2 separate regions of the Mus musculus genome follow, and region 1 is linked to region 2. The links are chromatin loops, found by intact Hi-C in ENCODE. Cell type or tissue: gastrocnemius. All regions are shown on one strand. Each heading gives the region's core, and the rest is flanking DNA. Links, peaks and the distances in the headings are about the cores only.

What was found. Peaks named below come from ENCODE experiments on the same cell type or tissue, not always from the same donor. Only the 100,000 strongest peaks of a DNase experiment are listed, where the experiment ranks them.
Region 1: it touches region 2 in a loop (1.8-fold over the local background); 3 of 42 quality-filtered maps call a loop at or near these places.

Annotation. Positions count from the first base shown.
Region 1 is chr5:111,181,908-111,192,591 of GRCm38, reverse strand. It overlaps Ttc28 (tetratricopeptide repeat domain 28), which reads right to left. Exons shown (of 23, transcript NM_001267622.1): 6 at 9,161-9,668. Among named protein-coding and RNA genes, the nearest start is that of Gm35628, 48 kb to the left of the region's middle. In gastrocnemius, for the core only: CTCF peaks have their summits at 1,849 and 5,746; a DNase peak (open chromatin) is centred at 5,842.
Region 2 is chr5:110,973,217-110,983,900 of GRCm38, reverse strand. The region is part of intron 2 of Ttc28 (tetratricopeptide repeat domain 28); the gene reads right to left. Among named protein-coding and RNA genes, the nearest start is that of Mir701, 26 kb to the left of the region's middle. In gastrocnemius, for the core only: CTCF peaks have their summits at 4,244 and 5,362; DNase peaks (open chromatin) are centred at 3,834, 4,392, 4,696 and 5,299; H3K4me3 peaks cover 3,000 bases; H3K27ac peaks cover 3,146 bases.

The DNA.
Region 1 (10,684 bases), core at 1,584-9,583, 210 kb before region 2:
GGGTCGTTCTGATGTAGCAGGTGAACTCCAGACACACACACACACACACACACACACACACACACACCCGGAGAGTAAGGAGAGAGAGAGAGAGAGAGAGAGAGAGAGAGAGAGAGAGAGAGAGAGAGAGAGACTGAGACAGAGACAGCTGGGGGAAGAACACAGAGTCGGGAAAGCAAGGCCATGGTGGGAAACACAGAGATCAGAAGGGCCCATCACAGGTGCGGTGCTCAGGGGCGGCGGGAATAAGGACAGAAGACTGTATGTGACTGACCATTGTGTGGACACAGAACACCGCAGCCAACAAGTGATGCTTGAAAATGAGCCAGTTCCACTGTAGAGGGTGGAGGGGGCATGGATGAAAGAACCCAGCGGCTGGGTTCTTGCAGCACATTGGGCAATCGGGAAGGGGCAAAGGCCGAGAACCTTTTAGAGAATATTCCCTCAGCAGCTTAGACTGACAGTCAGCTGAAGCAGAGGAAGGAGGAAGGAAACTGATATTCGTTTGCTAAGTCAGGACAGTGTGGTAGGCTGGTCAGTGTCCCCCACAATCCTTCCCTAGAGAGTGTGACGGTCACCTTCCATGGCATGGGGAGGTCACTCTGCTCTACTAGGCAGGCCTGACAGGAGCTTAGCTTTCCCTACTGAAGGAAGCTGTGGGTCTGGGGCAGGACAGAGGACAGTGTGGTTTCAGAGTCAGTCAGGCACTGTAGTGGCTACTGCACTTCAGAGGGATGTGGGGGTGGCCAGCAGAAGGAGGGAAAGGCCAAGAAGCCTGGGCCACTACAAGATGGACTTGCCTTGAGCCCAGTGGAACTGATTTCAGGGTCTTAACAGCAACGCAGCTGTGTGAGAACTCACTCAAACTGCTTAAGTACCGGTCACACAGCACTTGGTGACATCAGCCTCTGTGCTGGTGTACAGGGCTACAAGGGGGGCCGTCAGCAGCAGCTCAGCAAAGCCTGAGCGGTCACTGTCGGAAAGCCAGGGTTCATGTTTGATACTGAGCATCCGTGCGGGGTGAGAGGCATGGGTGAGAGGCGTGGGGCATCCCGACTCGGGAAACAGAGGGAAGGTAAGAAAGAAGAGAGTTGAAAGCGGTGTGCAGAAATCAGGAGTCAAGGGTTAGGGGTGATAAACAGAAACAGACAAAGGTCAGAAATGAGACAAGGATCCCCACCTGGAGGGAAGGGAGCCACCGTGACACGGAGATGGAGAGGCTAGGGAGAGAAGCTGAGTGAAGGGAGCCAGGGGTGGGGTGGGGGTGGGGGACAGGACTGTGATGTGACCCCACTCCACACATGGGACAGGGTGCAGCCACTGAGACTTCACCCACAGAGGTCTGTGTCTGTGCATGTGGTAAGCATTCTGAAAGGTTCTACCAGGCCACTAACAGTGGCTAATGCTGGGTGTGGGGCAGATAAGTCACACGAGTGGGCAGTGTCCTTTTTCCTATTTTATTCAATTTTGTGAAAACTTTTTCCACAGAAGTTTACCTCACTTTTGCAACTTAAAAACAAAAACCTTTAATCTGCACAAAGAGCAGTCAAGAAGGATAGACAGCATTCTGCACAGAACAGGGTTGGGGGTCTTCAGTGGCTGCCATGTGAGTCAAATCAGAACCTCAAAGGCTCCCGGCTCTGCCTGAGGAGACTGCTGGTGAGCCCCAGGGAGGGGGAAGGGGAAAAGCCAAATTGTTGAGGTTAAAAATGAGTAGGGACTTCCAGCAGCGGGGCAGCAGCCTTTCCTCTCAGCCCAAGCTGCTTTGGTTACCACACAGGGGTGGAGACAATGGAGGATATAGCCGAATGTACCATGAGTGCTGGAGAGCAGGAGCAAGCCAGCGGGCAGTGCTCCTCCACAGCCTCTGCTTCAGTTCCTGCCTCCGGGTTCCAGCCCAGACTTCCCTGGATGAGGGACCACAGGCCATAAGATGAGATAACCCTTCCCTCCCTAAGTTTCCTTTGGTCATGGTGTTTTGCCTAGCAGGAGAATTCCTAACTGTGACAGTCTCTGAATATCAAAGCTGCAGAGAAAGGCTTCCCCTGACACCCACCAATAGGAAGAGGCCGACTGCAGCCAAGTCAGCTGCCTGGGAGAGCAACGCCATCACACCTGAGTTACCAAGATAGATATGTCAGGAGGCAGCTCTTCTGCAGATCACCCCCACAGTGTGATATATTCCAGTGTTAGTTACTGCATAGAGTGTGCTGATACTAAAAATGATAGGTAATCAACTAACAGCCACGGCTACACTAAAACCAGTGAATTATACACTTTAAACCTCACAGTATGAGGATATCCACCAAACTGAAGAAGAAGGAAACAAAAGCAATCAATAGGGCCTAACCTCAAGACGACTCACATGGATATAGCTGTCAAGGCTTTAAAAGCACACACCAAATCTAGACTCGGCTATGTCAATGGAAAAAATACGCAGCACAAATGAACACCTAAAATCATAGTCCTGAAACCTGAAAGGCTAAAGAAAAACAAAACAAAACAAAAACAAAAAACAAATGAAAATTCTAAACCTAAAAAATACAATATGCATTGTAAAGTTCTCTTCTGCAGGAAACAGTTGGGTCTAGGTCTCTGGGCACAGCTGGGATGCTTGCCCAAGGGAGCATCGTGGCTCTGCGGCCAGTGTGGTTAATCTTGGGGATTTGGGGTCATATGGTATAAACGGAGGTCCCCCATGAACATGGCCAGCCACATCTGTATGAGCAAGGTTCAATAACAAAAGGATATCACGACGGATGACCTTTCTGGCTGCTAACTCTGAGAACTACAGACATTTGCTATTGCTCTGGAGAACTGGTGCTGCCCACAGACCCTGTGGGGAGAAAAACGACAAGTCCCTGCAAACTAAACTATTCTAGGGCTCCTCCACAGGCTAACACAGACACAGACACACACACACACACAGAGAGAGAGAGAGAGAGAGAGAGAGAGAGAGAGAGAGAGAGAGAGAGAGAGAGAGTCTGCCAAGTCCCTACCTGATACCCCTCAGCAAATCATTTAATTATACAGGGAAATAATCTACAGTTAACATCATAAAACATCTGATCTCAAGCCAGCCGTGGTAGCACACGCTTTACACCTTTAATCCCAGCACTTGGGAGGCAGAGGGAGACGGATTTCTAAGTTTGAGGCCAGCCTGGTCTACAGAGTGAGTTCCAGGACAGCCAGGGCTACACAGAGAAACCCTGTCTCGAACCCCCACCACCACCCTCCCCCCCCCCAAAATTCCGCTCTCTTTCCTTGAGTTGCCTTTACTTGTTTTGATATAACGAGTGCACACTGGCTGTGGTAATGTGGGTGACCTCCCAGGACAGGTCTCTAGTGTGCAGTTTCCCTGTGAGCTGATGAGACACAAACTGGTCTCCATGGACACTAACTCTCCTTTGGCTCTTTTTATCACAGGTGATACACCTCTCTTCTAAAGTCTATTATCTGACAGTAACATGCCCACTCCTTTGGTATGTACCTTCCTTTGGTATTTCTGTGGTTCCTATCTATCTATCTATCTATCTATCTATCTATCTATCTATCTATCTATCTATCTTATTTAATGTGTCAGGTGCAAATGACACAGAATTAAGCAATGATTTTTCTTCTGTTTTTATTTTTAAAAATTGTTCTATTTTATACACATGAGTGTTTTGCCTGTATGTGTGTCTGCACACCATGTGTGTGCCTGGTACCCATGAAAGCCAGAAGAGGGTGTCTGGTCCCCTGGAACTGGAGTTTGAGATTGTGAGCCACCACATGGATGCTGGGAAACTGAACCCAAGTCCTCTGCAGGAGCACCCGGTGCTCTTAACTACTGAGCCCTCTCTCTAGCCCTTCTTTGTGGCTGTTTCTTTTAATATTTAATATTACCATTCAGCTGTCGGGTTTTGGGCCACCCTTCTTTGGCCTTGCTTCCTGGTTTGTCTCCTCTGCTTGCTTGCTTGGTAGCTGTATCCCTTTTCAGTGTTTTTCTTGGGAGTTCCTCACAGTTTGGAGTCTACGTTGAGCTAACACTAGAGCGTGCGTTCCCTGTGAGATCCAAGTATACCTGGCAGATGCATCTGCTCCCACCTGCTGTATCCCTTGCTGCAGCTGCCACACTATTACTGTACCTGCGTTATTCTTAAATATGGTATTATATTTTTGTTTTAAACAGCCACCTTAATTACTTAAGAGGAAAACAATGTCTTGTTTATCAATGTATTTACCATTTCTGGTGCTCTCTTTCTCTCCTAAATACCCGAGCCTCCATATGGTATCATTTTCTGTCTGTCCAAAAGACTTTATTCAATATTTCTTACGGTTCTCCGCCAGTGATGAGCTCTTCACAGTGGTACACCTGAAGTACATGGCGTTTGCCTTCATTCCTTTTAATTTGAGTTAGAGACAGGATTTGCTCTGAAGTCCTGGGTGAGCCTTGCCTGCTGGGTACTGGGATTATAGGCACACGTACACAGCTCACCTTCGTTCTGGAGGAATAGTCTCGCTGGGTTGAGGCAGATTTTACTATTTCTTTTAGCACCCCTTTAATCCGAGCACTTGGGAGGCAGAGACAGAGGCAGGAGGATCTCTATGAGTTTGAGGTCAGCCTGGTCTCTGTAATGAGTTCAGGACCAGCCAAGGTTAAAGAGTAAGACCTTGTCTTAACCCCACAACCCTGTTAGTTGTCCCTCCTTTGTTTCTGATAAATACTCGGTGGAAACACCGTTTTATTTCCTCGACTGCTTCTGAGATTTCTCTCCCGCAAGGACGGTTGAAGCAGCTGTATTATAATATGTCCAGATGTGGCTTACTTTAAATTTTCTTTCTTCCAGTTTTTGAATCTGCATCTATCAGATTATTTATCGTGTGTGTCATTTTATCTAAGATTCCATCAAATGTAAGGAATTTTTAGCTATTTTGATATCTTGACCCATTCATTATGCTTTGTATCTAGGAGATCTGGACCACGGTTCTCTTCCTGTTTTTCATCTTCTTTCTTTATTCATAGGTTTGGAAAATTTTGTCAATACACACACACACACACACACACACACACACACATCAAAATTTACCAAGTCAGGGCCAAAGAGACAGACAAGTGGACAAAATGTTTAGGGCACAAGTGTGAGGGCTGGAGTTTGAATCCCCACTGACCATGTGAGCTCTCGTTACCTGCGGCAGCCTGCCAGAGGCATTGGCCCAGTGCTCAGGTGTGGGACCGTGAAAGACAGCCTGTTTTGGTTGAGCGGGGCTTGCTCTGGAGACCCAGTAGGAAACTCTACAAGGGACAGAACAGTGAGCCACATTCCCAGACATAGGCGCCTGACACCACTGAGCCCCCAGCTCCACGGTCCTGTAACTATAGATCACACAGACAATGTCCCAAGCTCCTGGCAGTCTGGCTAGACTCCACCCTCACAGTTAGCTGACAATAGCCAGGTGTGCTCCTCCCCACAGTTATCCTGCTACTGCAAGATAGCCCAGCCCATTATAAAAGGGGCTGCTTGGCCCCTCCTTTCTCTCTTTAGCTCTTACCTTTCTTACTCTCATTTCTAGCTCTCCTTCTCCTCTCCTCCCCCCTTCACCCTTCTCTCTACATGGCCATGGACGACCTCTCCTTTTCTACCTTCTCTCTTTCTCTCTGCCTTTCTACGATAAAGCTCTAAAACCATAGACTCTCTCTGCTCATCAAGGCATGCCGTACTTGAACGATGGAATAGGCTTTCCCCTAAAGAGCTTTGTCTAACCTCCCGCTAGAGGGCCTTCCTGCGCTCCAGTCACGGACCAGACCAGACTGTGTGGGAACCACCCAGTGCCCCCTCTGCCCCTGCCCTCTCCTCCCTTCGGCCCCAGAGCTGACGGAGCTGCCCCCAGGCCCCCACTTTGTTCTCAGTTCTTCTGAGGTGTCCAGCGACTGTCCACTGTCCACCCCCCTCCCCATGAACTGGGGTCAGTGGCTTCACACAGCCAGACACCCACCAGGGGCCGTATGGAGAGCGCTCGGCAGTCCTCCACATCTGCCTGCCCAGAGCACTGGAACTCTGGTGGGACATGGGTTGTCTCCCATTCCCTTTATTCCCCCACGCCCACTGCCCCATGCTTGGGAGACAGAGGCAGGCTAGCTAGAGGAACCAGATCAGATCAGTGAGTTCTGGGTTCAGCCAGAGAGCCTGCCTCTACTTGTAAGACGGCAATGAGAACACCCAATGTCAACCTCTGGATTCTATGCACACCACATACAAGAAAGCGCCAGGTTTCCTGCCATCTCATATGGGCCATTAGGGATTCAGAGACCAATCCAGGCATCCGTCAGACCCCCACCCCCACCCCCGTGTTAGCCGTTCATGAGTAGGACTAGAAACCTGCCAAGCCCCTGGGATCTGTTCTCTGCACATCCGACCTCCTGGCTCTGGGGTGACAGGCTTGCACGACTACACCCATGCTGCTCACCAAGCGCTCACCCACCGAGTCACATCCCCAGCATAGTGCTTTGATTATTGAATTTCTTTTTCTATATAGCGCTAGGAATTAAACGGTGGACCTTGTGCATACTTGACAAATGACTGACCACTAAGCTCTACCTACCCCAAATAGTTTAAAATTAAACAAATGGTCCAAAGAACAATCACAAATGATCTTAAATGTTTTCCAGTTCAGTGAAAGTGGAAACATAATATAGAAATCATGATGTGGACAGAGCACTGTTCACAGGCCATGTAAGACCTTCACGTGACTGCCCTGACAAGAGGGGACATAGCCACAGGTCTAAGTTCTGAGCTTGGGTAGCTAAAGCAAGAAGGACTCAGGTGAGGAGGGAGAAGAATATTATACAAGGTGCAGCAGAAACAAATGGAAGAGCAGATATGCACAGCCAAAGGACTAACTACAGCAGAGTGCGCCTTGTAGACATTGGTAAATTTCCAATCAGAATGATCTAGAAAACCGTCTGCATATGAGGAATGGGTATAGCCTGACTCCGTATGAGTGGTAAAGCGGACACAGCCCCACATAGCCATCCAGTGTTACAAGAATGACAAAGAAGTTACCAAGGACTTTGGATCTTGGATCGAATGACTCAGATGATCTGGAAAACACAACTTCCCAAAGCTAACACAATGTGAAAGGAAAATCTGCCTAGTCAAGACACACAGCCTCCTCCACTAAGGATGGGGCCTCTTCCCTGCTGCACACCTCTCCTTACTCCCTCATGTCATTACTTCCAGGCTTCTGCTCTCAAGCACAGCCATGACCAGCCTGCATGCTATTCTGCCCCCATCCTCTGGCCAGGCACTGATGCTAAACCCCTCAGACCCACCAACCTGCGGCAACCCATCTTTTCTTTCACATCCTCTTCACCACAAACGCCGCTCCATTTTGGGCCAAATTTCAACTCTGGGGATGTTCTGCCTGGGTATAAACTTTGTGAATATGCTTCCCAGGGTGTCCTACCCTCAGGCTTGCCCTCCTAGGAGTTTCATGGCAACACATCAGTATGTGGCCTTTTATGGACTATAAACAGGATATAATAAGTATATATATATATATATATATATATATATATATATATATATACATACGCACACACACACATATATGAATGCATGATGTAGTCTATAAACTAGTGTAAGATATGAAAAGAGGCAGAGCCACAGAGGCAAGTAGACAAGCGCTGATGCCCTGCCTGCACATTGTTTTCGAACTATATTATTAGCTCTTCAAACACACAAAGCTTATGGGAGTGCCGCCATCCTTTAAACAAATTAATTACACAGGACTAATCACACAGTAAGGTGTCAGTAGATACCGATCACTGATAGAATGAACACAGACAGCCAGGAACTTGTTAGTTCGACTCTTGTCAGACTTTTCCAGACACGACGAACCTGGGGCCCACAAGTTGTATACAGCCAATGATAACTAGGAATATAGCCCCAACAAAAATACAGGCCAGGGGTGTGTGTGGCTCAAGGGAACAGTTCTCAGGTGTGGACTCAGTAGATGTCAACGCTGTGTCCTCCTGCAAGCCTAGACTCTTGTTCTGGTCTCAAGGCCCTCATTAGACCCACCTGAGAAGGTGCAGGCCTCTACAGCATACGGCCACAGCATGGGTTTTACAAGGACTGCTGTTAGCAGCAGCTGAGGTGGAGGGGAAGGCAGGGGCATGCTAACATGGCGTTAGTGGAGATGGGGATGCTCCTGTGGCCTCTGAAGCTCACACAGGTACCAGTGTGGCCACCTTCTTACCCCTCCTCCCACCTAATGAACCCCACCTACACTTCCAAGCACAAGTGTATCTCATGTCACAGGCTTCACAAAAGTGCCTAGTTTCCAGTTACTCACGGGCCTCTTGCCAGCCCTCACATTAAAATGTCCTGACAGCATTTGAATTCCAAACCAACTGTTGGCACGTCTTCATTGCAGGTCTTTCACAAAATGATTTTGCATTCATACAAAGACTATCAACATTATTTCTGAATACACGTAATTATGAGGGGAAAGACACACTGTGGACTAATTCACCAACTAAAGTCGTCCCTGTTGTATTTTCTGCAGGCCCTTAAATCTCTCACAGCTTCCTGTCACCCCGAGCTCCTCTCTCTGTTACACAGGTGCTCTACTCTCTGGATGTGCTGTGTGTGTGTGTGTGTATGTCTGTGTGTGTGAGTGTGTCTGTGTGTGTGTATGTGAGCATCTGTGTGTATGTGTGAATGTATGTGTGTGTCTGTGTGTGAATGTGTGTGTGTGTACGCACTGGTGTGTGTGTGTGTGCACACGTGTGTGTGTGTGTGTGTGTGTGTGAGTGTGTCTGTGTGTGTGTATGTGAGCATCTGTGTGTATGTGTGAGTGTATGTGTGTGTCTGTGTGTGAATGTGTGTGTGTGTACGCACTGGTGTGTGTGTGTGTGTGTGTGTGTACGCACTGGTGTGTGTGTGTGTGTGTGTGTGTGTGTGTGTGTGTCTCCCTTCACTGCAGGGTTTTCTTTCTCAGAGCACAGAAGAGACAATGTGCTTTGCAGTAGGCAGATTCAGGGGGTATGGCTGAAGGAAAGATACACAATGAATTCTTTAGAGCAAAAACACACAAACTCCCAAAAAAGACAGTGCCTACTCCAGCCATCTGCAGCCTAGGCTGCTGGCCCAGCGTCACAGCGGCATGCCCTTACCCAAATTGGAGGATGCACGGCCCTCTGCTGCCCGGTCCTTGAGGTCCTCTGCAATGCCCAGCTGCTGCTCGTGGTACTGTTTTGCCCTCTCCAGGTCCTGCATGCACCTGGCTGCATGGCCCAAGCCAGCGTAGGCTCGCATCTCGATGGGCTTCTCCATCAGCTCCTGTGCCAGCTCCAGCACACAGTTGTGGTAGGACATGGCCTTGTCAAAGTTCCTCCGGTAGTGGTAGGCGCTGCCCAGGTTGCTGTAGGCGCGGGCCTCCTCGCGCTTGCTCCCCAGGTCCTTGGCGATCCGCAGGTGCTGTTCGTGGCACTGCACGGCGTTCTCAAAGTCACCCATGGCGATGTACACAGCTCCCATGTTCCCGAGTTCTCGGGCTTCAGAAAGGTCATCTTTGGACTGCTTGGCCAGGAGGACGCACTGCTTGTGACTGGCCAGCGCATTGGGGTAGTCGCCGATGGCGGTGTACACATGACCCAGGCTGCTCAGCGCTGATGATGCTGCCTGGAAAGGAAAGGCAAGGCAGGGAAGTGAGAACACGCCAGAAAAAAACAGCTTTGGCTTGTTTCTGCAGCTAAAACCTCAGAGCTTGTCTGGAACCCTCAATCGAGCTCTGAGAGGTCTTCCTCTCAGGAGGCCACAGAGCCGCACAGAACTGATAGAAAGCACATCCCACAGCGAACTGCAAATGAAAGACAATGGCTTCCTAAGCAGGGGCTGCTGAAGTCGACCCCACAGAAACAGGCAGTGCTTCCTGTAGCTTTCAACTGAAATCCCTAACATTCACTGTTACTGCAGCCCTGTTAGTACCCCTAGCCCCTGCGACTGAGGAGGAATGATCAGCATGGGGTGCTGGAGGACCCCTGTGGCCCTGTGCCCAGAGCACCCGGTGCTCGCTCGCTCGAGAACCCACATGCAAGACGCTCTGTGCCTCTGCATGTCACTCTCCCAAAGCCAATGGCAGGCACTGAGGGGGTTACTTCCCACCATGACTTATAATCCCGGGAGCCAGGACCCTCCACTGTCCTATCCTACTCCCTCAGGTGACTTGTGGCTTAGACCTGGATCATAATCAGAGGAGGAATCCAGTCAACACCCCGGAACGGCAGCCCTGCTTGGCTGGCCCATGCCTCTCCTGCTCATGGGACTCCAGCTTTCCTTTACCTTCCGGAGTCTCTGAGCAACGGCCTCTCAGGACAGGGAAGGACTACCTGCCACGACCCCACACACTGCCCACCAGCCATCTATGTCAAATCTTCAAGGTCTTAATGGGACCAGCGGTGTAGCTCGGCAGTAGAACACTCGCTTAGCAGGTGCAAGGCCTCAAGTTCAATCCCACCACAGGGGGAAAAAAAAACCAGACTGAAATCAGAGGTTTTAGTTGAAAACGACTCTGTGCTAGTATAGTACACAGGCACAGAGCAGATGGAAAACCAGAGCATCAAAGGAGAGGCTATGGGCTTCCCACCTCCTACTGGGTGCGTGCAGCCAGACTTGAGCGTTGGTCTCTAAGACGTTTT
Region 2 (10,684 bases), core at 1,333-9,332:
ACTGTAAAGAATTCAGAAGTGACTAGGAAGAGACACCAGGACTGTGGCAACTTTTACAAAGGAAAACATTTAACTGGGGCTGATTTAAATTTTTCAGAGGTCCAGCCCATAATCATCATGGCGGGGAGCATGGCAGCATACAGGCAGACATGGTGCTGGCAAAGGACCTGTGAATGCTACATCCTGATCTGAAGACCACTAGAAGACTGACTCTCTCAGGCAGCTAGGAGAGGGGTCTCAAAGGCCACCCCCAGAGTGACACACTTCATCCAAAAAGACCATACCCACTACAACAAGGCCACGCCTCCTAATAGCGACACTCCCTGTGGGCCAAGTATTCAAACAGACTAATCGATGGGGCCATGCCCACTCAAAAGATCGCACTAGGTAATAAATGCTAAAACACTAAGTATAAAGCATGACTGCATTAAAATTTGAAATTAACATTATACTCCAAAATTAAATATTTCATCACAGAGAAAGAGTAGGGAAGGGTCTGTGACATATTCTTATAAAAGTTATGTCGTTGCAAGACACAGATCTACAGGGTGTGATCCTTCCCACGAGCTTTCCAGGGGAGCCCCTTCAGAGAAGTCCTAAGAAGCAAGGTACTGACTGGAAGAAGGCAGAGGAGAAAGCAAATAAGAACAACATACCAGAAGAGGAACGGAAATGTCACAATGAAGCTCATTACTCTGTGTGCTTAAATAAACCAGATAAGTAAAGCCAGATTCGTATTTTATTAAGGTGCCGACTATAACAAGATAAACACATCATAAGACTCTCAAATTACATAATTAATGTAGCTTATGTGACACATTCCTATTAATAATCGTTTATCATGCATGAACAGTAAAATAACATTAGACAAGCAATGGAGAAATGCAATCAGAGGGGCTTCCCGACCTTCATGCTGGAGTCTTATTGACACAGTGCTATCTAACACTAATCCTTGGATTTGGAAAGCAGAAATCTCTTCAGAGTGGTAAATAAACATATTCCTCCGAGACTGGCATTTTGATTACTATCACCTCGGCAAATACAAGATAAAAACAATAATAAATAAATAAATAAATAAATAAATAAATAAATAAATAAGAACAGGGCACAGGGCATTCTGCAAGGCCAATTAGGTTGCATAAACCAAGCAAGCACAATACTGGAGCGAGTTCAGGTACTAAGCCTGGTACCTCATCTTAAACGTGTCTGTCTTAATCATGACTACCAGGGAGATTTTGTGGAGAATGGCTGCCCCCTTTCTGATGTTGTCTGTAAAGGTTGGAAGCCAATGACAAGATATTCTGGGGCACTTAAATAAGCCACCAGAGTCAAACCTAGGAATGGACTGAAGAATAGAGTGTAAGGACACAGCGGGAGCTACTTACTCTTACATAAAATAAGCACTTTTTGAGCAACTGCATTATTCTTGAAAACAAAAGAGATATGGTCCCTGAACTTAAGGAGCTACAACTCTACAAAGAGGCCAGATAAACACCTAAATTTACAAGGAGAAAGAAAAGATCCCAGCCAACAAAATGAAGTCAGCCCCAAAAGCCAGAATCTATTTATAGTCTGTGGCAGAGACTGTAAATGCTTACAATTCCCAGGTAGCTTAAATCTCTGTGCTCCTCCAAGAGGGAGGGGGTGAGGGATGGAGGCAGCATCCTGGTAATGGTCCTTGAAGTGGAAGAGGAAAATTCAAGTAAGACCTGCCTCCATCCTGATCTGACACCACACACACACATACACACACACACAAACACACACACACACACACACACACACACACACACACACACACACTGTCACCCCAGTGAGTCGAATCCCTTTTCTACACCAGTCCCCTTATTTGTGAAATTCAAGTAACACACCCTTTCCTTACTAGATAAGAACTGAACAAATGCAGACTAAACAGAGGTGCCTGGCACACAGCAGGTGCCTAAAAAAAAAAAAATGCTGGGTGCTACCTGAATGATGTAAAATATCATTTCAGCCACAAAGCCAGAGCAACTATTCAGAATCCTACATTTTTAATTAAGACAATTAATTAGAGTGTGACCGGCAAAGAAAAACCTGCTTGTATTTAATACATAAAATGTGATGAGTCTGGAGATAAGTGGACCTATGCATCTTGCTTTGGGGAAAACTGCTCAACTCTCAGTGAGAGATCTATTAGGTTTGGAAGTCCCACTGAGACTCATCCTGGCCTGTGGTGTAGGTTGGAGTGACATGGCATGGCCTGGCGTGGACCTGATGAACCATGTTGGGAGGCTCCTTTGTGAGAAGATAATCAGACCCTAGTAGAATACTGCATACTCACACATTCATAAACTTTGTCTTGAGTATTTAATCTATCAAATTAATAGTGTAAATCGGAGGAGATAATTCCCCTTCAGTCAATGTGCCCCCAGTTCCATGTTCAGTTAGAAACAAAGAAATCAGGAAATGATAGTTACTCAGTTACCAGTGAACCCAGAAACCCAGAATTCAAAAAAGCCCAAACTAGAAGTGGCGGACAAGACCCTCAAGATACCCAGCCACCAATCAGCCCCAGCCCTAAAGTCCAGTTGGGCAGTACAATTTGTGGGTGTTCTCCCTAGCTCCATTCAGACCACACAGTACAGCACCACTCTCTATGTGGGGTGTGAATAGTCTGTATGGATCCGTTTGGTAAACCACCTGACGTGTGACTATACCACCACAAATGTGTTAACAGACGCAGCCAGAGATCGTGGCAGTGGTATGTATGATCATTTGAGTATTCTGGAATGACTAAGAAAATAAACGGAGTCTGCTGAAGGCTCGGTGATGCCTGCTGGAGTGAATAGCATCTTTCCCAGAGTAGCTTTCACGTTCAGTGTACAAGAACTGCTCTCAAGCCACCAACAAATAATCACACACAGTCGGACAGCTCGGCCTCTATGAGCTCTCCAGACTGATATCTGGATCCTCATACCATGATGCCTTGTGACTGTGAATACAGAAAATAGACACAATCTCTGGTATAGCCATCTAAACGTCACGGCATGAGTAAATACTGCAGTGAATCTTAACACTTGAAACAGAATCTTCCAGAGTCCAGAAATCCACCTGGCTGCCAAGAATAATACTTCCGTGGTTCGAGCAATCCCAGTGCCCAGAGGGGTTTTCAGTGACATAACCGTATGAGTTACTACATGTTGAGTAAAATAGAAAAAGCAGGCATTTGTGGATGCACTGTTTGCAGAGATCTCTAAACTACTCTTGATGATTGCACAAATGTAGAAGATTGTAGGTCTATGCAGCATCTGTTTAAGATGTTTGATTATATGGGGTTTTCCTGTGTTCTCATGGGAGGAGGGGGCAGCATACACTTTTATATCAGTCTCATTGAAGGAAGCCCTATGATGAGAACCGAACAAATATGTGAGTGATTGTGGCTTTGGGCTGAGGTAGAAACAACTGCCACTGGATAAAATCGAATCAATTAGATACCAAAGAAAACCTTTGCATTCGCCGGCCTATAATGAAGCGCGGTTTCCTCGGCTCCCTGGCAGTCAAGCCAGCGCCGTGTCGTCTCAGTACTTCACACATGATTTCTATTTCAGTTCTGATGTCAAACCCGACATCTCACATCACGGCACAAAGAAAGAACCAGTTTAGCTAGTTGAGTGAAACACCAGACAGCTGCTAGCAGAGACAGGTCACGGCTGGGGAGGGGCACGGCACATTCAGCTCGCTGTGTTTTCCTTCAGAAGAATGTCAATAAAAACCATGGCCAAATGAGGTATTGAAGGGAAAGTCCCGCTATGCCGTAAACCGCTGGGTTAACCTAAGAGTGGCAGTCAGGCAAGTTTGCAAAGGAGAACCCTGGCCAAAAACACGGGCTGCCAAGAACTTGAAGAAAGCTGTCTTTCTCCCTCGGTGTCCCAAGGAAGGGACCGGTCCCACATTTAGAAACGTTATTTCGGGGACCAATAGCAATTTATTTTGATAGAACCACTGCATGTTTTTTCCTCCGGTTCTCAACAAAGGAGCCATATTAGGAAATAATCTTGCAAAAAGCAAAGTACCCCCTCCCCCTTGCCCACGATCGATGCACACACGCGGCGCACAATGGCCGGCGCGCCCGCACTCGCCCACGCGGCCGCAGGTCCCCGCAGCCTCCCCGCCGCAGCCCCGGCGCCCGAGGCTCGGCCGTCGCGGGGAGCCGCTCGGCGCTCGCTCCGGGGCTGCCCGCCCCCCAGCGGGGCCCAGGGGAAGCGGCTGCCAGCGGCCGGGACGCCGGTCCCCGCGGGGCAGGGGGCGCTCCGACGCCCACCTGCGGGCCTAAGCGGGGCGGGCGCGCCGCGGCTCCGGGCCAGCACGCGGGGCTGAGTCTCAGCTGTCACCCCGCCGGGCCGCGCGCGCCCGGAGGCGAGAACTTGGCGGGCGATGGGCGCACGGACCCGGATGGCCCCGGGGTCCCGCGGGGCCCCCTCCCCATCAGCCCCACCGCCGCCGTCGCCGCACTCACCTTCTTCCGGGGCTGCCATTTCATCATATTTGTACAGCCGACCCGGGACACATCAAGAGGTGGGCTGGGGGCTGGGGGCAGACGCAGGGCGGCGGCGACTGCAAGTCATGCTGCCTCCTTGCACCCCCTCGTTCTTTCCCCGATAGGACAGACAGTCTTCGTCTTCGGTTCAGCGCGAAGTGCCGCGGCCACCACACTCTCCCACGGGGCTAGGACGTCCCGGCGGCCAGAGGCGCGCCCGGGCCGGAGCGGGGCATGTTCCCCGACCCGCGCCTGCGAAAAGGCTCCAGGCAGGAGCTCTGGGATGGGCCGCAGACCCCTCAGAGCAGAGACCCACGGCAGAAGCTGCCACAGAAACCCGGCCGGGCTCCTGCCATCCAAGCCCCTCTTGGCGAATTCTCCTCTTCTCCAAAAAAGAAAAAGATTAGACAAGCAATCAAACCCTCACACGCAGCCTGGAGCAATTCCCAAAATTCTGGGTGTATTTCTCGTTTGTAAAAATTTAGCAAAGAAAATTCCAAAGATCTGTAATCAGAGCTTCTTTGCGCAGTTTTCTGCTTCTTAGACAACTTGGGATCGGATCTGCCCTTCCGAAATGTCCACCTTCCCTGAACCTAGTAAATAGGAAAACTTGGTTTGTGTGTTTAGATTTTTTTTTTCTTAATTCCCAAGAACCTAAGTGGGGAAAGGCTGGAAGGAAATCCTGCAAGAACCTAACTCCACAGCTCGGTCTGCACTAATGACTTCCTTCCCTTCAGTGCGAGCACAGCCAGCCCAGCTCCAGCCACCACAGCAAAGAGTTTCTGGGTCTTAGTGCCACGACATTTACACAGCAGAAAAGTGAAGCTACAGTTCCATATGCGTCCACAGGCCGGCTCCGAAACCTCTCAAGAATTCTTATATTTGTATGAGCTACTTGGAGAAGTAAAAGGGGCAAGAGTCCAAATCAAACTTCCACAGAGGGGCTGGAGAGATGGCCGCCGCGTGGCTAACTGTACTGAGGACCTATTCCCAGAGGACAAGCCATTGCCTGGGATTCGACCTCCACTGACTCCTGCATATGACTGTGAGACTCAAACAAGCAAAACACAACATAAATAAAATAAATTTTAAAATTAATCTTTTTTGAAAGCCCTAAAAATTCTGATTTAAAGAAGAGATTTGAGATCTCGATCAAAAAAAAGTTAATCAGAAACTTTATCATAAATAAACTTATATATACATTTTATTTGCTTCTCTAAATTAAACCGCTTTTTAACAAAGTTTTACTATATAAGTAAGGTGGGTCTTGAACTTGTGAAATCAAGCCATCCTTCCATTTCAGCCTCCTGAGTAGCTGAGCAGGAACTACAAGCACAGACCACCATGCTTGAGTAGCACTGATTGTATTACTATAAAATATTGCAGCCGGGCAGTGGTGTACACGCCTTTAATCCTAGCACTTGGGAGGCAGAAGCAGGCAGATCTTGGAGTTCAAGGCCAGCCGGGGCTACAAAGAGAAGCCCAGCCTGGAAAAACCAGATAGATGGATAGACTGGACAGATGACTGATAGATAGATAGATAGATAGATAGATAGATAGATAGATAGATAGATAGATAGATAGATAGATAGGCAGATATAGATGGCCTGAGTTTTATTCCTCTTTTGTGCAAAAATTCCATCTTATGGATGCTGACTAATTCATGAATACAAGATAGTATATAATACTATTATCATGTATTATCCAACACACCTGTTGACTGCCATTCCCCCTTAAGGTTATTTTGGTAGATGCTAATACAATTGGCATTAGAAATTACTATTCTACTAAGGGGTGCCCACACTGTTAACTGCATTCAACATTCTTCATCAACTATCAGAACTACTTATGCAGGGAATCTGATGCAGCAGGGCTGTGACTAAAACACCCCAAATAGCCAACCTCCAGTGACTCTCACTCACTCCACCTTCCATGGGAGGCTGCTTGCTCAACTGAAACACACAGACAGCACTTGAGAACTGGAAGTCAGACCCACAGGACCTTACTCCAGAGCCTAAGTCATTACACACTCAACACCACAGCTACATGCCACATAACCCTGCCATGTCCTTGCACAGCTCCAGGGACTGGAACCTGATTGGGGTGGTAAGGGAATGAGGAAAAGACAGATAGATGGACACCTGGGGTCAGATGGTCTGGGATCTCTGATGGAGAAACCTCAGCTCCCCAGAAGATCATTGTGTTTAGTATCTGGAGTTGAACAGAGGTGAGGTTCCTGCCTTCAGATGAGCAACGAGGTGAGGTTATTACAGAGAAGCAAGGAGGTAGGGCCCATGGTCTGCACCCGACCAAGGAGACACAGTTAGCAATCTCAGTTGGAGCAGTCTTTGCAGGCGAGCAGTCTTCAGGCCTTAACCATCCAGAGGAGAAAGCTATTGTGGACCTTTTCCACACACATCATCGACACTTGAACTCAAGTCCCCTGGAGAAGGCTGTGCCAACTCTCTGACCCTGAGACTCATGAGTCTGAGTCATGGCTGCGCCTGTGTCAAAGCACATACTCACTCACTCAGGGCTCTCTCTGTATACTACACACCCCTTGTCGTCACCGTACCCCGTCAACCCCTTTCCTGGGTGCTACAAACACAAGGAAGAGTCTGCTCCAAATCATGACTTCAGCCACAAAGAAAGCCAACATTTTCAGTGTACTGTGACATACTCAAATTGTTCTGGCAACTTCCTATACATATCCTACTCGAACTGAAAATTCCCTATCGTCTTTCCTAAAATCAGCTCTCTTCCCAACAGCCCTAGCTTCTGACCATGATGTCACTATGTTCCCAAGATCACAGATTCCTGCCACAACATTCCCCACATCTAATCTACGAACTCCTGTAACTCCTTCCTAGATGGCTTGACACCCAGGCCAGTTGGGTTCCAACAACAAAACAAAACAAGAATGAAAGAAGACAGAGTGGAAAAGAACGGCGAATGAGTAAGACTCCATTCTACTTCATATGGAAGACAAGGCAGTTTGTTGTTGGAACCAAATTTGGAGTTTACTGTATAGAATGCAAAGCACTGGAAAGATTAACAGTGAGAAAGGTCACGGCTGAAGCAGTCTCTGTCCGTCTGTCTGTCTGTCTCTGTCTCTCTCTGTCTCTTTCTGTCTCTCTGTCTCTCGGAATGTCTCACTGTCTCAAACAGTCTCTATGTGTGTCTCTCTCTCTCTCTCTCTCTCTCTCTCTCTCTCTCTCTCTCTCTCTCTCTCTGTGTGTGTGTGTGTGTGTGTGTGAATGTTGGAGTTCTAGTCTGACCTTTAATCATCCTGACTGAGCTTCACAAACTGTTGGTATAACAGGCATGTATCATGCCCAGCCCAAAGCAGCATTTAATTTTAACCTACCTAATACAAGAGAAAATATTAACTCTGATTTTATGAGGCTCTAGGAACTTTTTTAACACTATGGTTAAAGGGCTCATTATTACTCTTTGACAGATAACAACACTGAAGCTCAGAGTCTTTCCGTGACCTGGCCACATCCAAATCCAAGGCCACATCCCAAGTTGACAGCAAAGAAAGACCTAGAGGTCTGGCCCCTCCTGGAGACATGAGTGGCTGGCTGGTGGTGGCCTTAGAGGTAAGGGGACATTTCTTTTGACCTTCTATCTAACACACATTTTCAAACAGACAGGGCAAGCAGAATGCATACATGAAAACCGGGTCTGAAACGAAAGAAGCTATGAAGATGTGAAGCTCAAGTCCAGGATTGGGGGGCGGGGGGGGGGGGGAGCAGGTGGTAAGGACTCCTGGTGAGGCCTCTAATATGTCAGGAGGAGCTACAAACTTCCCCATTTCCTTTTGCTCAGAACTCTCCCGAAGCATTCTAACAAGCCAACCAAAACATGCCTGTCAAAAGAGAATCAACCTAATTACATCAGAGTTATCCAAAGCTTTAAGATGTCTTCTCATTGTTTACATGTCTTCCCTGTGTGTCACATATTTGTAGTCTGTGTGGGACTTCTTCCCCTGAAGTCTAGTAACTGTTTTAGCTTTCATTTAATAGAGGACCATTAACTAGAAGCTTTTAAATACCAACACCATACTTAACCTTTTATATTTTTCTTCTTTGTATCTTATTTACTAGGCCTTATATAATAAAGGGTGGATTGGTATTTGTACCTGAGATACTCACAGGCTTCCATTATGCCAATGCACTTGCACTATTAGGGATTATTTATATGAAGCTATTGTTACCACAGGTCACTGCTTCCAAGACTCAAAACTGAGCACCAAGAATATATGTTACAGATCTTAAGATACTAAAGGGCATTTCTGATTTTTAAAAGATATGTTTAATTATTTAATGTATATATGTTTTTGCCTGCATGTGTGTTTGTGCAACGCATGTATGCCTGGTACTCATGGAGGCCAGAAGAGGGCATCAGATCCCCTGAAACTGAAGTTATAGATGGTTGTGAGACAGCATATGGGTGCTGGGAATTGAACCCTAGTCCTCCAGAAGAGCAGAAAGTTCTCTTGATTGAGCCACTTCTCTAACCCCAACCTACTGACTTTTTAACATAAAACTTGGCAAATAACATCCCTAAACACAGGTGGTGCATGCCAGTCTAGTGAACACAACTTATTTCACTAACGACTTGTCTATGCAAACCTGAATGAAAATGAGTCAGTGCTAAGAACATGCCTGTCAGCATTGCTGTCACATTCTTCGGGATTCAGTAAGGACCGACACATACCACCCTGACCGTGGAGAGGGGTCTGTAGGGACTGAGACATGTCACATTGACTGTGGACAGACACAGTTCAGCAGTGAGCCACACGCCCCCTGGCTGTGGAAACTGCCTGTTCTCTAATGTCCCTGCCTCACTTCCTCCACTGGCTAGCTATGCACCTCCCTCCAAAGCAGAAAGGATGATGGTGGTGTGCTGGAGGAAGGAGCAGTCAGGTAGAGGTGGAGGAAGGAAGTGCAGAGCTACCAGCACCAGCCAACAGTGCAGGACCACACTTGACAAGCATGAGGACACAGGGAGTCATCAGGCACTTGTGTCGTTAGGACAGGGGAACCCAAGAGTGGTTGAATCTGACTGTGGCTGCTGGAGTAGTTTCCACAGGTCAGGCTGAGTGACAGTGAGCTAGACTCAGGGAGGAGCCCATGCCTGAGCGGCCAGTATTGCGGCCACATTAGAAAGTCACCCAATAGGTCTGGACCCTAAGATGCGAGTCAGGCTGCACTGCAGTTACATAAGGAAGACTTGTATAGCCGCAGAGGCAGTGCATTTGGAGGCCAATGTGGGCTGCATGGCTAAAACTAAAGAGGGGCAGGGTGGGAAGACAGCTCACGTGCTAAAGCATCGGGACCTGAGGCAAGAGGATCGCTGAGGCACCTGGGCCAGCCTACTCACAAACCCCGAGGTCTCAGTGAGCGATGCTGCCTCAAACAAGGTGAGCGGCATATAAGACATAACACTTGAAGATGGGGCCCATCTACATGTTCACACACACAAACATTTTAAGACAATATAGAAAGCTAGGAATGCTACAAAAGAGTATTACCAATATCAGTTATCATTCACTGAGTATACTCATGCACTAAAACATCTCAGATGGTTATTTTATATCCTTAAAATTATATCATCTTGGAACAGGAGAGACACCTCAGTAGTTAAGCAGTTATTATGTAAGTATGGGAACCGGAGTTGACGTCTCAAAGTGTGGTCCCTAGCCCAGCACTGCAGTAGGAGAGGGGGGGAGAGACAGGAGCATTGCTGGGCTCACTGCTGCCAGCCTCACTGAGAAGGATGAGGTTCAGGTTTAGGAAGAGACCCCGTCTCAAAGAAATGAGGGTGATAAAGGAGAGTGCCTCACAGGAGTGCACACACACACCAAACACACACTCACACACCACACACACACACACAAGCACACACGTGTGCACAAACACAAATAACATGAAATAACCTCCTCATGAAAAGGGACTATTAACATTCCCATTTTAGGAAGAGGAAACGTTGCTAAACTCCCTGTGTGTGTGCACACAAAGTGGTGGGAAGGAGGCTCCAGTTGTCAGCCAGAACCCAAAGACTTCATCCTGACTCCAGGGTTAGGCTACAGTGATGAACCTGCACAAGATGTCACACAAGCTGCTGGAAAAATCTATTTGAGCTTTAGTTGATAATCCTGTA